Linked DNA regions of Homo sapiens: region 2 is linked to region 1. A link is an interaction called in ENCODE POLR2A ChIA-PET data of the cell type or tissue named here. Cell type or tissue: CD4-positive, alpha-beta T cell. All regions are shown on one strand.

Region 1 (5,000 bases):
TCCAAGATAAACAGTACCTTCACAGACTCCATGGCAGCTGCTGGAGAGAGCTGGAATGTGTCATCTTGCCCCAAGTCTGGTCTAAGCCTGGACACTTGAGCATTTGCCTTGCTCACCCATTGCCTCCCCTGGGCTGGATGACCCACACAGAAGACTGGGCCTGTACTGGGAAGAAGCCCTTTCCACATCAACCCACTTAGTGGAGACCCAAAGCTTCAATTCCAACACCAGGAACCCCAGGGGAAGGAAGGTATAAGAAATTTCTTACAGCAAGGAATAAATCAGAAATGGCTGCTATCAGCAGAAATGAGGGCTGTATACATTAGATAAGCTCACTAAGAGGAAATTGTCTTTTTTGTAGGTTTGTGTGCCCGTATGTGTGCGTGTGTGTTAAAGGAGGGAGGATTGGGGTTTTCTTTGCATCTGATTTTTGTGAAGGAGCTTTATGACTTAAGACCTAAACAATGCTGATGTTGGCACCTCTCTTCTTGCCCAGCCAGGGCCCTGATGCCCTCCACAGCTATTCCTTGGCCTTCCCCAGAGGACCAGCTTGTCCTGGTTTGCCCAGGGTTTCCCCAGGTTTAGCATTGAAAGCCCCCATCCCAGGACCCCTAAATTCCAGGTAAAGGGGTTTGGTTGACCACCTTCCCCTCGTTCTTTCTACTGGGGCAACCCAGCTCCCCACATCCACAGACACCAGCTGTCGTCCTCCAAGAAGCTTCCCTCACCTGCTGCCTTCTAGCACTAAATTCCTCCTGCTGTCACTAAACAGTCCCCATGCAGAGTGTCTTCCCAGAAACGAACAAGGACATTGGGATGGGGCCAGAAACCTCAGGCCCCTTTGGCCATTGGCACTTGGATGGCATCCCCCACAGAGACCAGCAGTACAGCTGGTTCAGTTCCCATCTCCCCCAGTTCTAGTGCCCTCTCCTTCCCCATTCTGTGCGGAGGCCCAGCCTGCCCTGGGCCTGCCCACAGGGGCTGCCAGGGACCAAGGCCTGGCTCTGGATTAGAGGTCACCAGACCACAGATGATTTGCACACCATTTTTTTCAGGACTTGTATTCTGTGGAAAAGTGTCCATGGTCAGAGGCTACAGACATGTTTCTCAGGCTGTCTTTGATTTTCTGCTCTCTCTCTCTCTCTCTCTATCTCTCTCGCCTACAAATAAATGAGGACCTGATTTCCCAAGAGACCTGGGTCTCTTTCTTCTTCCTGCGGCTCTGTCAACAGTGGCCTGGGGCCTGTGAAAGCGGGCCCTTCTCCCTGTCTAATCCCAGGACCGGGTGGTATGCTCATCATATGAGGAGTAACTGCAAAGGAAGGTGACGCGAATGTGCTCAAAGGATGCCCAGAGCACTCTCGAAATGGCCCTCAGAACCTGTGGCTTCGTCTTCTTATATCTTCACTAGGGAAGAGTCTTTATCCTTTGAGGTTAAAGGATAATATTTTTGATAATACCTAAAGCTCATTCAGAAACAACCCTGCAGAGTAAAGCTGAAGGCCGGGCTGGGTGTGGCACTGATGGAACCAGGCAAAGCAGAGGTGAAAGACAGCAGCAGAGGCGAGAAACACATCCGACAGGGAGGTGAGAAACACATCTGACAGGTAATACTGAACTCATGCTTCGCCTTGTCTGGGTGTTCCCAGGCATCGTCAGCCTGTGGAGGTGAATTGGGTTCATTAAAAACAAGATCCCCATGTTGCTAATTCTTACCCCAACTTGATCTTGAAAAATCTCAGCTTCTCGCCAAGTCCATCTTCTACTCCCAAGAATTTCCTAAAAGTCTCCAGGAATAAGTCAATCTCCGCTACTCCTTAGCATCACCTCTAATGCACTGAAGTCTTCACAATCCCAGGCTAGGATTGATTTGGGGAAAGTGAAGAAGAATGATTTTTTTCATTTTATATTTTGTTTTATTTTTATTTTTTAAGACAGAGTCTCTCTCTGTCGCCCAGGCTGAAGTGCAATGGTGTGATCTTGACTCACTGCAACCTTTGCCTCCCGGGTTCAAGCAATTCTCATGCCTCAGCCTCCCTGAGTAGCTGGGATTACAGGCATGCACCAGCACGCCTGGCTGATTTTTTTTTTTTTTTTTTTTTTTTTAGTACAGACAGGGTTACACCATGTTGGCCAGGCTGGTTTTGAACTCCTGGCCTCAAGTGATCCACTGGCCTCAGCCTCCCAAAGCGTTGGGGTTACAGGAGTGAGCCACAGCACCCGGTCGATTTTATATTTTGTTTTGTAGAGGCTCCCCACAAAAAAACAGCTTCCTGTGCCCCACCCTATTACCTTGTTTTTAGAGAAACTGCTGTTTTCACCTTTTCCTTTGCAGATTTTCCTCTGGGTAAGACTCAGATGTACAATCTTAGGACTGGGCTGCTGACAAAAATCAGGTGATCCAGAGTCTCACCTCCCTTCTGAACACTAAAGCTCTGGAATTGAGCCAAGCTTAGCTTCCCTGGCATCCTCTTACCTTAGGATGGGTCTTCTGAGACCCCACAGGCCCCCAGCTGTTTTCCAGGCATCAACATACATCACTGAGCCCTGGCTCAGAGTCAAGCTGGGGCCCCCTCCATCTACACCCCAATGGCCAGAGAGTCATGGAAAAGTGACTGCAGGAGGGACCTACCACCTGCCCTCAGAGAGGCCCCTAGCTCGGACAGCTGATGGCCCCTGCTGAGTGGCCCCTGCTGAGTGGGGGGCTGGGCAGAGGAGCACCCCAGGCCATCCTTGTGTTTCTATTTGAAACACCCAGGGCCTGCGGGCCAGAGGACAGGGGGCTGATATATCTTGCTAAGGAGGAAGAGCATCTTAGCTGTGGATCACTGCATGGTGAGGACAGGTCCAGGGGAAGTCATAATGGGGGTCCCCAGGCCATTAAGGAAAAGCACAAGGTCACCTGCCCAGGTATCAACAGGGAGCAAACTGGGCACTAAATGTGCCCCTGGGCTTGCTTTGAACTTTGCCTCACTTCTCACTGCCAATTCTGTAGCCATCTGGGCTGCGGACTCCCACTTGGACAGAACAGTGTGAGGAATGCAGTCTGCTTGTAGTCAATCTGGCCAATACAATGTTTCCTGTCTCCTTATTACCTATTTGGTTGGGGTTGAGGGGTTCAATCTCTAAATGAGCTTTTCCTATAAAAAGCCTCCATGTGTGCTTAGTATGGAGACTCGGAAGCCCAGGGAATTTTTATATTTATTACAGAGAGAGGCAGGCATCCATTCTGTGTGTTTCCATTAACACAGACTGGCAATTAATGTGTTTGGTTCAAAAGACTTCAAACATTTGTACGTCCATTTGCACGTTTAAATGGCTCTGTATAACAGTCAAGCAGGTGGTTAACTATATGTATATTAAATTCATAGAGAAACTGGTAATTTTCAATTATAATTGTCAGTTCACAGTTTACATGATAAGAATTTTTTGAATAGACCCATTAGCTGATTTTAGTTAGCCAGGGTTTTTATAAATCATGGTTTATTTGCTTATTCTACTTATAAAAGAGAAATTTTCAGTATTCTCACATGAATCAATAAATATTTACTTTGGTCTTTATTCTGCTCAAATGCCAAGTTTGACAATGGATGAAATATCATTGGGCTTCCTTAAACAGCTGTTTGAATGCGGCTGTTTTATTAGTTGTTTTGTTTAGTATTATTACCCGGATAATGGTTTAAAAGTTTTATTCATTTGCTATTAATTTGTTTTTTTTATAAATAAAGTCAAAATAGGACTGAATTGCAGTTCCTTATAATTTTACAATGTATTGTACTTTCCTGGTAATATGTTTTGACAATAGAAACTTCCAAGCCAATGAAAAGCTGTCCCATTTTTCTAAATTATATCCTCTAAAGCAAAACTCCTAAATATATAGCACTAACTTGTGCATAATAAAATTTGATGATTTTGTTACTGTGGATAATATTTCTCTTTCCTAGGCAACAGAAATAATTTAAATGCCTCTCATTTGGCTTGGCTTTTACAGCACAAAAGGCAGTGTGAGACACCAGATCTCTGGAGGAGAATGCTGAACTGGTATTGAGAAGAGGAATAGCATTTTGAGAAATACCTTCAACATTCTACACCTTGTAACTCCCTCGGGTCTGTTCCTGGATTTCTGCTTTTCAAAAATGATCAAGCAGGGCCAGGCATGGTGGCTCACGCCTGTAATTCCAGCACTTTGAGAGACTGAGGCAGGTGGATCACTTGAGGTCATGAGTTCGAGACCAGTCTGGCCAACATGATGAAACCCCGTCTCTACTAAAAATACAATAGAAATTAGCTAGGCGTGGTGACAGGTGGCTGCAATCCCAGCTACTTGGGAGGCTGAGACATGAGAATCACTTGAACCTGGGAGGCAGAGGTTGCAGTGAGCCGAGATCACACCGCTGCACTCCAGCCTGGGTGACAGACTGAGACACCATCTAAAAAAAAAAAAAAAAATGTCAGGAACTTGCTGTCACCAAGGCATGTAAAGAGAGCTAGTGGAAGATTTTCAGGTAGTTTCCAAAAGCTCAGAACTCTGCCTGATCTCCGTGGAAGCCACCATATCTGTAACTGGGAGCTGTACCATCCTTGACACCCTTCCTCTTCAGTCCTCTCTGTCTTAGCCATCTGGGCATGGACTCCTTAAACGATGTAAGAAACAGAAGCCATTTGCTTTAGTCTCTCAAACCATTTCCTGTGGGTCCAGCCAGATATTTTCACACCGAAGGAAAGGCCTAAGTGACTGAACATGGCTGGCCCCCACTACCACAACTGATGCCTTTAAGACTGTCACTCAGAGGCAAGACCTGGAGAAGAATCTCTCTGTGTTACTCAGCTACAGATGAACAGATAATGAAAGACAACGTTAGAAAGAAGTATTTTATCTCAGATCTTAGGAAAATATTAGAAACCACTTAACGCCCCATCTATAAGCTACTACACATTTTGAAGAAACATAAACTTAATAATCTCATTTAAAGGTAATCATATCATGATTCTCTCCTGTT
Region 2 (5,000 bases), 180 kb after region 1:
TGCCCTGTGTGGTGGTGCAGACCAGCTCTCATCTTTGCACCCAAGAGATCATGAAGATTATTACACGATCTCAGAAACCTCATCAAGCTGATGTATTGGGCCTTTTTCCATTACGGTCTAAGGCAGGGAACCTGGAGGTAGAGGGGCTCAGGACAGACTCACGGTGTGAGGTTAGAAGGTTTGCTGGGACTAAGTTCTAGGGTTAAATTTAGTCTGTCTCCACTGGCCAGAGGAGGTATGTGATCTCTCTGGGGACACCTGGGTGGTATCTGAGTACCCCAAGTTTTGCGAATCCCTGCTACTCTTCAGTCAGAAATTTCAGATGTTTCCAAAGCCTGGTTTAATGCAATACTGCTACACTTTCTTCAAATGATGTAATTTTTTCCTAGGCATCTATTTATATTATCACAGTGACATGGGTACTGAGTTGCCCTCCTGGCAGATTAGAGGCCATAAAAAGGTGGAAACCATGAACATGTGAGGAAAGTTCTCAATAAAGAAAGAAAACCCATCTGCTAAAGGCTGTCCTCTGGGACTAGGGATGAAGGCAGTGCCAAGTACAGCGTGAGCAAACAGATGAACAGAAACTGTCAGAACATGTGGCTGAAAAACAAAGAAAAAGTAACTGTTAACCTTTACCAAATACTCTGTTATGCCAAGTTTCCTGACAAGCATTTAAGATGCTTCATTTCATTTGATCATTTAAACAATGTTAAGTTAGACTACTATTATCTCCAACGTGCAGATGAGGAAACTAAGGCTCAGGAAGGATGTGTCTAGTTGAAGGTAGCACAATTAGTAAATGGCAGAAGAGAATTCAAAATCAGCCTGTTCAAAATCTTTTCACTCTGCAGCCTTCCCAGAATATTGAACAACCCCATTATAAGGTCCATTTATTTTGATCATCTTAATAGCTTTCTCCAATTGACCACTCAGTGACCCAAATGAATAATGTCCTATTTAAAACTGATGATCAAAGATCAGGAAACAGGATCTGTAAAAGGAACTGAGAGAGCAGCTGGAGGGAAGAGCCCGTCACTTTTACCAGGTAACACTTGTTTGGTCTCATGTTTAAGCCAAGTCTTGCTCCTTAAAAGAGCAGCCCAGCATATGATAAGTGGTAGAAGGGCGTATGTTCATCAGTCACTCCTAATATATAAGGTCTTAAATGGATGCTTGTTGCCAATATATATTGAAATGTATCTAGATGGAGCATCACTGCATCTAAGTAAAGTGTCAAGATGATACAAGCAAAGCATAAGGTCTTATGTCAAATATGTGAGAATATAATCATATCTTTCACCTTGCAGGTAATTATAATTGCCAGCTGGGTACTTCATGCCTTCAGGTAGGTAGATACGTTACTTGCAGAAGTAAAAGAAAATCGAGGTAAATACTTCACTGATGGTTTTCAGATGGGCCTTGGCCTGTCAACTCTCCAAGAAAAGGAGGTACCAGAAATTCAAAGCAAATGAAAACCTTAGGATTTGGCCCCACTGACTGTATGCAGGATGCCTCAAGGTAAATGCCAGGAGGAAAGGAACAAAGGGAAATAAGGGGAGTGAATTAGTCAGGGTTCTCCAGAGAAACTGAGCCAGTAGGAGATATAGATACATGCATAGGAGATTTATTATGAATTGGCTCATGCAATTATGGAAACCAAGAAGTTCTATGATATGCTGTGTGCAGGCTGGAGACCCAGAAGAACCAGTGGTCTAATTCAGCCTGAATTCAAAGGCCTGATAACCAGGGAAAGGTCTAAAGGCCCAGGAACGAGGAGCTCTGATGTCCACAGGCTGGAGAAAATGGATGTCCCAGCTCAAGCAGGGAGTGTAAATTTGATCTTCCTCCACTTTTTTTTTTTCTATTCAGGCCCTCAAATGATTACATGATACCTACAAACATGGGTGAGAGAGATCTTCTTTACTCAATCTACTGATTCCAAACTAATCTCTCCTGGAAATACCTTCACAGACACATCCAGGGATCACGTTTTACCAGCTATCCGGCACTGCAAGACCAGCCAAGCTGACATCTGAAATTAACCATCACAGGGAGCATCTGCCGCCCCACATCCTCAGGTATGGGGAGACGTGCTTGATGGTCACTGACACCATGAATACTTGACGCTGATGATGTGGCATGGCTCCTCACATGTGTCTTCACCCCATCCTCTTCCAAAAGGAAACTGCTGCTCTCCTGCCCAGTTTTAGAGTCTCCCAGCAGGCCCTCAGGGGAGGGCTGGAGCACATCAAGTTATGACGGGGAGCTTCCTCCAAGACCAGGCTGCCACATCCTGTGCACAAAGCCTCGTGAACCGCAGTGACAGGCTCATTTAGAAACAAATTAGGGGTTAAGTAAAAAGTGCAGGACAGAGGCAAAACCGAGTTTCCCTTTCCCCTTCCTGTCGGTTAGCATTAGAAGGTGCCCATGAGCAGCGTGTGTCAAGAATATGAACGTGAGATGTCATTTTGGCTGCCTCTAATTGAAGCCAGGATAAATGGAGTGGAAAGGCAGCGTCTAATCCAATCAAAACATGAAAAAGGTATTTTGACATGTAAATTACAAACTTCCTGTGTATTTTGTCTCCCCAATTACACCCTCCCCTGTCATGTTTTTTTAAATTATATCTTAATCTCCCAGTCTCCTAATAATTATGTCATCATTCTTGCGCCCTGAACACTGTGTAATGGTATTTTATGGGATATGCCATTCATTATTAACTAAACTCACTCTCTGTCCCCAGTGATACCATATCTCATGGTGTTCAAATATGCCTAGTGTCAGCTCCTGCTTTGTAAATGCTACGGCAGCTCCACTCTCTGCTTCATGGTTGTATGGGAATGAGTTTGGGAAGCACTTGTGGACAGTTAATCCGACTCATCGGTATTTTTATATGGGGATAACTGACACTTTTTGGTTAGTGAAAAGAGAGATTGGTTTCAAATATAAATCTCTCATCACTGGGGCTCATGAAAATAGGGATTTTAACCGCTGCTCTTAAAGAACTAGCCAATATGAAGATCACACAATTAAGATCACAAAAAGAAGTAAAGAAAAATGTCAGTTTGATATGCAGAGAGTGGCTGTACTGTAGTGGTTGGAGGAATTACTAAAAGCAACCACACATCACTTAACAACGGGGATACATTCTGGAAAATGTGGCCTTCAGTGATTTCACTGTTGTGCAAATATTATAGAGTGCACTTACACAAAGCTAGGTGGTAGAGCCTACTACACACCTGGGATGTATGGTATGACCTATTGCTCCTAGGCTACAAACCTGTAGAGCATGTTACTGCACTAAATACTATGGGCAATTGTAACTCGTGGTATTTGTGTATCTAAGCATAGCATACAGTATTAAATCTTGTGGGACCACCATTGTAAATGTAGTCTGTCGTTGATGGAAACATCACTATTTGGCACACGACTGTAATGCTACAAATAGTCTCCAAGCAAAAGAGAGCCTTAAAGACCCTCTAGCCTAGACCCCTGAATTTACAGGTTTGAAAAAAAAAAAGGTGGCAGTCAGGTAAAGTATTTTCTCCAGGTCTCTCTGTTCTTTAGAGCTGGAAACAACAAGATTTCCCAGCACACCAACTGGGCTACACACGGATCTCATCAGCTTCTGCCTCAGACCCCCAGGAGCTACATTTGTGAACCAATACGTTGCACTTAGGGCCACTGATCAAGCAGAGCTGACATCTTTGACTCACCAAAGGCTTGGGCCATGAGAGGAGCAGGTAAAATTGAAAGTCATCATCGAACAATCCCGGCTTCCACTAGGCCCCTGATTTCTTTGAACTTTTTTTCAAAAGGCCGTCTTTTATTAAATGGCTTGCTCAGACTTAGAGCATTGCAGTGGGGCAAGAATAGGAATTGGGTTTGGAAAGACAGAAGTTCTAATCCTGGACATTGTACATTCCGGGGCTTGACCTTGGGCAAGTTACTGTGTCACAGGATCCTTAGGGTGTTGCTTTTCCAGGTGGAAACCTATGTGGCTGGTGGTACCTTTCCTGAGTTTGCCTGGGCCCACTGCATTCATTCTGCCCACTTGTCCCTGCAGGCTGCACTTGGCTTGTGCTACCAGCCTGGATCCCATACCTGCCAAGGGTGAGCCAGGCATGAAGTGGCAACAGGTATGTGAGCAAGCATGAGGTCCAGCCACTGCATACAGCCAGGCATGCCAGCTACAGCGGGGCAGGCAGCTCCAGGCACCAACACAGGCACCAGCTCCTTGCAAGGCTGTGACTGGACCAGGTGTACTGCAGGTGGCTTCCACTGCAGGCATGAGGGAATGTAGTGGTTCCCAGAAGCTTGGAGGTGCCAGGAACCACAGAGCCCCAAAGAGGGTGTCAGCCCTGGGTCAGGGAACCCCTAGGGCTGGGCTCCCCAAAAAGCTGCAGTACTTCTCCTCATTGCCTGCAACCTGGCGAGCAGGGGATGTGTTTCAGCCCTGTTTGTGCTACAGTTCTTTCAGTCCTGCCATTCAGCAGGTCCCAAGATCTGGTCTAGAGTCCAGGAAGAATGAGGAATATGGATAACTGGAGGGTGAGCAAGGCGTAGAGGAGCTTCATTGAGCAACAGAACAGCTCTCAGGAGACCTGGAGTGGGTAGCTCCTTTCTGCAGGCAGGTTGTCCGAATGAGTGGAGGAGACCTGGAGTGGGTAGCTCCTTTCTGCAGGCAGCTTGTCCGAATGAGTGGAGGAGACCTGGAGTGGGTAGCTCCTTTCCACAGCTGCTAGTCCTGATGTGTCTGTGAGTCTGGCTGAGTCCAGGATTTTTTTTTTTTTTTTTTTTTTTTTTTTTTGAGACGGAGTCTCGCTCTGTCGCCCAGGCCGGACTGCGGACTGCAGTGGCGCAATCTCGGCTCACTGCAAGCTCCGCTTCCCGGGTTCACGCCATTCTCCTGCCTCAGCCTCCCGAGTAGCTGGGACTACAGGCGCCCGCCACCGCGCCCGGCTAATTTTTTGTATTTTTAGTAGAGACGGGGTTTC

Evidence for each region. Peaks named below come from ENCODE experiments on the same cell type or tissue, not always from the same donor. Only the 100,000 strongest peaks of a DNase experiment are listed, where the experiment ranks them.
Region 2: POLR2A ChIA-PET joins it to region 1 with 10 read pairs; 2 of 35 experiments call an interaction of 5 or more read pairs at or near these places.

The regions. Positions count from the first base shown.
Region 1 is chr15:97,978,980-97,983,979 of GRCh38, forward strand. No RefSeq gene overlaps it. Among named protein-coding and RNA genes, the nearest start is that of ARRDC4, 21 kb to the left of the region's middle. In CD4-positive, alpha-beta T cell, no CTCF peak of the experiment used is centred here; no DNase peak of the experiment used is centred here.
Region 2 is chr15:98,158,088-98,163,087 of GRCh38, forward strand. No RefSeq gene overlaps it. Among named protein-coding and RNA genes, the nearest start is that of LINC01582, 72 kb to the left of the region's middle. In CD4-positive, alpha-beta T cell, no CTCF peak of the experiment used is centred here; a DNase peak (open chromatin) is centred at 2,314.